Linked DNA regions of Mus musculus: region 2 is linked to region 1. A link is a loop called in an ENCODE intact Hi-C map of the cell type or tissue named here. Cell type or tissue: heart. All regions are shown on one strand. Region 1 overlaps P4ha2 (procollagen-proline, 2-oxoglutarate 4-dioxygenase (proline 4-hydroxylase), alpha II polypeptide). Region 2 overlaps Rapgef6 (Rap guanine nucleotide exchange factor (GEF) 6).

Region 1 (2,500 bases):
TGCGGTAGAGCCAGACTATAGCACCCGGCACGGTGCCTTTGTACCTCAGATATTTCAGGTAGAAGATGTCTCAGTGAAACCAAAGTTCTGATGCTGTTTACATGTGTGTTTTTATCACATTTCTATTTGTTGTGGCTTTAACCAAAAAATAAAAATGTTCCTGCCAGAAGCCTTAAATAGCCTTATTTTGGAGTGTTTTGGTTTTGTTGTTATTCTTGTTTGGTATTGTTTGTATTGTTTGGTATTGTTTCCAGGAACTGGGCCTGGCTTGGCTTAAAATGCCTGCCACAGCTAGGCGTGATGGCACATGCCTTTTATCCCAGCACTCGGGAGGCAGAGGCAGGCGGATTTCTGAGTTCAAGGCCAGCCTGGTCTACAGAGTGAGTTCCAGGACAGCCAGGGCTACACAGAGAATCCTGTCTTGAAAAACCAAAAAAAAAAAAGAGTGCCTGTCACACGAACATGGACCTGAATTCTGATATCCAGCAAGTACATAAAACTCAGGGCCTGACAGTGCCTCCCTATAATCTCAGTGCTAGGGTGGCAGAGGCAAGCATCTCTGGGGCCTGCTGACCAGGCAGCCTAGCCAAATTGGCAAGCTCCAGGCTCAGTGAGAGACACTGTTTCAAAAAAATAAGGTTGGAAGCTCACAGAGGAAAATGGAAGAAGTGGATGGCCAGTCTCCACAAGCCGGTGTACACACAAACACGCACACGCATGAGTGTGTAGCACACCACGCAGGAGCTCTTTTACAATTTTTTTTCTGATTTGTGTGCATCTCTGCCATACAGATGTTCTGCAGAGCAGAACACTAGCCCCAGGTTCTAGACCTGGTTTTTCCACACTGGCGTGCCCTCCAGGCTGCAGTGTGGAAATCGGAGGTGGTAAGTAATCTCACCTGCTCACCCAGAGAACACAGAGAGAACAGGTGTTCACAGCTGGAAAGCTGTTAATGTTCGGCATGGGACATGTACACTGAGTTGTCCCCGGTGACAAATGTGAAGAATGTGAAAGCATGTGTCACCTTCTGCCGGCTGCAACCTTCCTGTCAGCACTCGGGAACCGTGTGGGAGGCCCACCAGACTGCATCTCCTTCCCGGTCCCCAAAGGTCAGTGATAGCCGTGGGCTGATGGTTTGCGGTCACCACTGAAGTTTCCCTCCTGTGACCAGGTCACTGAATACAGTTACCTCATTTTCACTGACCAAGTTTGTCTGTCTGGCTTCTTTCATCTGATATTTTGTTGAAGGTCTGTATTACCACAGAGTTTGTTTTTAACAGTTCATGCGGCGGGGGTGGGGATGGGGGTGGGGGGCCCTCCAGAGAAACAGAACTGGAAGGGTGAATATATGTTACAAAGGGGGATTTATTAGATTGCCTTACAGGATGCAGGCTGGGTGGTTCAACAGTGGCCAGCTGCACTCTGGAGAGGCTGAGAACCAGCAGCAGTTTAGTCTGTGAGGTTTGGTGACTCTGTTGTCCCAATCTGGTGCTGAAGGCCTGGGGACTTCAGCAGAGTGACTGGTCCCCAGTCCACATTGGGAGGTGGGAGAAGCAGTGAAGGGTAGCAGCAACTGGGCAGATGCACTCACCAGCAAGACGCAAAGGCAGGCAAGGAAGAACAAGAGAGCTGCTGTTTTGGATCATCTTGCATCTGGACCATCACAGGAACGTGTTGTGTACTGTGAGAGAGGGTTCTCCCCCCTCCGTTAATCCCTCCTGGAAGTGCCCCCACAGAGCTGGCCAGAGGTGTATCTCTTGGTTGACTCTGGATTCTATGATATTGGCACTCAAGATTCATCATCACAGTGGGTCTATATCACAATACAGAATTTGAGAGGGTCTCAGTCTTTGTATAGCATGACAAAGGATGTGATAGGCATTTTTATACATGACTTCTGGTTGCCACAAATACAGTTCTTTCGTATATTTACCTAAGAACAGAAATGTGGACTTCCCGTTGGTCAGTCTTCAGTGTTATCTTATGATGTATGCAGTATGTTATACCCACACTGACCAGGAGTAAATGAACGTTCTTACCCTACCTCCCTCCAGCATCTGGTGTGGTCCTATGCTTAGGTTTTAACTAGCTGGGTGTGTGCTGTGGACCAAATGTTTGAGCCCTTCCCCCAATTCATACATCGAAATCCTGACCCCTAGTAGTATTAGAAGGTGGGATCCTTGGAGTTAATGAGGTCATAGGACTAGTGTTTTCTTAGGGAGATATATGTTGTCCCAGTCAGGGTATCTGTTGCTGTGATGGAACACAGTGACCAAAGCAAGTTGGAGAGGAAAGGGTTTGCTTGGCTTTCACTTCCACATCGCTGTTCATCACTCAAGGAAGTCAGGACAGGAACATGGAGGCAGGAGCTGATGCAGAGGCCATGGAGGGGAGCTGTTTACTTTTTACTCCACATGGCTTCCTCATCCTGCTTTCTTATAGAACCCAGGGCCACCTGCCCAGGGATGGCCCCACCCACAATGGGCTGGGCCCTCCGCCA
Region 2 (2,500 bases), 410 kb after region 1:
ATATACTTCGTAGTTTCTCTAGGTGACTGGTAACTAAAAACTATGTAAGTAGTTGCTATTCTATATTGGAGTACTACGTAAAAGCAGCTCTATTTCTCCCTGGTGATGAAGATCAGTTTATTCTTTCAAATCAGCAGCTGCCCTCACCTGTTGCTTCTTAGGTCCTAGAGTTTAAAGTTACTCTGCTAGCAGCTTGTACTTGTAGTTCAGTAAGAGTCTTGTACTGCTCTTTTCCTCAAAAACTGTATACAATCTTAAGAATCAAGATCTCTAAACCTGCAGAGTCACACTCAGAAATTCAGATGTATTTCTTATGGAGTAAACTTACTTCTCTTTTAATCTAGTTATTTACCTGAAAAAAATATTTTTCCTTTTTTGTTCATCTTTTGTTTTCCCATTTTGAGACAATATTTCTTATGACGCAATTTACCTCAAGCTCCCTATGTAGCTAAGGAGGACCTTGAACTTCTGATTCTCCAGGTTCTACCTCTTGAGTGCTATTATTATAGTGATGTGCTACCATATACTGTTCTCTCTTTTGTAATTTAATTTTACATATTTGCACGTGGTGACTGTGTCTTCAAGACTAAAGGGGGACGTTTTGCAGGTTTCTAGAAGTACTTGCAGATCTGAAGTTAGTTAACCTTGTTCCTGTCCCATTCTACTGATCGGAATAAATTATAGAACTAACCGAGATCAGTGGGAAGAACAAATAGACTCTGTATGGAAGGTGGTATATTCCTATTGCAGGAAATCATGAGATAATAATAGAAAAGAGAAAATATCATGGTAGCTGTATTAGAAGTTTAATTTGCTTTATCTCCTCTCTTCCAAATCTTTGTAGACCCTTCTTACTTGAAATGGTTTTCTTTTTTAATTTTGTAACCCCTTTTATTCACTTAAAATTTTTTCACTTTTCATTTTAATAAGGACTAATCGGAGATACTATGTGTTTAACTTTCCTCAGTAGAAAATTGTGATCTTTGGATTCAGTGCAATGTTTCTTTTTATTAGTATCCCCATATTGCCTTACTAACTTACTAGAATGCAAGTTGCCTTGGTTTCTTTTTCCTCTGTTACTAATAGATACTTGGCAAGTCACATATCAGAGTATGACAGTAGTTAGCAGTGGTCTCTGCTGATATGAAAATGTTTCTTACAAGAGAATAAGGGATATATATTATATAGAGAATTTATGTTTGTCTGCTTTTTATTATCATCACCACATACCAGTAATCTTAAATAACATGAGTAGCAGAACACACCTTTCTGTTGGGGATGTGAACTTCTGTGAAGTTCTCATTTGCATATGCCAAAGCTCATAGTTAAGATTATATTTTATCAGAGGGCTAAAGAAAGATTGCTTGCTGCTTTCAGAGTTAATAGTAGTGCCGTCCATTGGATATATTTTTGCTTATAGGAAATTATAATACGGAGTCTCTTGAGAGTCCTTTAGAAAATCATATTTTAAGGGGACTTTAAAAAACCACGGGGCTGGAGAGAGATGGCTCAATGGCTTAAGTCTGTTTACTGCTCTTACAGAGGACCTGTGTTCTCAGAACCCACTGTGAGCAGCTTATAACCACTTGTAACTCCAGCTCTGGAGACATCACATGAACATACTCCTTACCACCACCTTATAAGCACATAATTAAAAATAAAATAAATCTCTAAAATAAAGGAAAAACCAGATCTTTGGAGGTGTTAGATGGGATGCCTAAAGCCTACAAACATTGAGACTAATCTGGAGGAAACTAAAAACAAACTGAGCTGTATTTGCCTGTGTGAGTGTTTGAAATATTTTTATATTTAGTGTCCACAAATATGTGGGTACTAAAGAAAAGGTCATAGCTGTTTAGAAATACTTAGGTAAGAAAGGTAAGAAGTAATGAGTTGTTGGCTTTGTATTGTTTGAGTAGGTGCTATGCTCATGAAGAAGAGGAATTCCTAGAGGGAGCTCCTCCTTACTTTTGTAAAACTTGGAATTCAGAGGTTTCTGCGGCCCTTGTGTAGTTAACAGAGCTCTGTCTTAAATGGTTGGGGTGCTTAAAAAGATTTGAGTGAGGAGGATGGGTCATATTTTGGAGTGTATATTTGAAAAGTAATCTAAACACCTTTGTGTTTCACAGGACTTAAATATTATTTATTCTTATCTGCATGGGATGGAAATACTATCAAACCTCAGGGAGCATCAGCTTAGGTGAGTGTGATTGGTTTATCAGTCTGCGCTATATGTTACGCATCTGTTCACCGGGTACTTGTTAAACCTTTACAGTCATCCTGTCTTAGGCATTTGAAGTACTTAGACTAGATCTCTAGTGTCCTCAAGTTTGAAAGCACAGTAAGGACTATATACAGCCAGGGTGGAGTTGGCCCATGGGAAAGCAGAGGCAGGTAGATTTCTCTGAGTTCAAGGCCAGCCAGGGCTACACAGAAAAACCTGGTCTCAAAAGAACAAAAAGGAGAGAGAGAGAGAGAGAGAGAGAGAGAGAGAGACTGG

What was found. Peaks named below come from ENCODE experiments on the same cell type or tissue, not always from the same donor. Only the 100,000 strongest peaks of a DNase experiment are listed, where the experiment ranks them.
Region 2: a loop joins it to region 1, with 4 times the contacts of the local background. A loop is called at or near these places in 4 of 42 quality-filtered maps.

What each region holds. Positions count from the first base shown.
Region 1 is chr11:54,131,484-54,133,983 of GRCm38, forward strand. It overlaps P4ha2 (procollagen-proline, 2-oxoglutarate 4-dioxygenase (proline 4-hydroxylase), alpha II polypeptide), which reads left to right. Exons shown (of 16, transcript NM_001136076.2): 16 at 1-184. Among named protein-coding and RNA genes, the nearest start is that of Gm12223, 9.1 kb to the right of the region's middle. In heart, no CTCF peak of the experiment used is centred here; no DNase peak of the experiment used is centred here; H3K27ac peaks cover 595 bases.
Region 2 is chr11:54,541,450-54,543,949 of GRCm38, forward strand. Rapgef6 (Rap guanine nucleotide exchange factor (GEF) 6) reads left to right here. Exons shown (of 29, transcript NM_001252494.1): 2 at 2,130-2,200. Among named protein-coding and RNA genes, the nearest start is that of Rapgef6, 20 kb to the left of the region's middle. In heart, no CTCF peak of the experiment used is centred here; no DNase peak of the experiment used is centred here.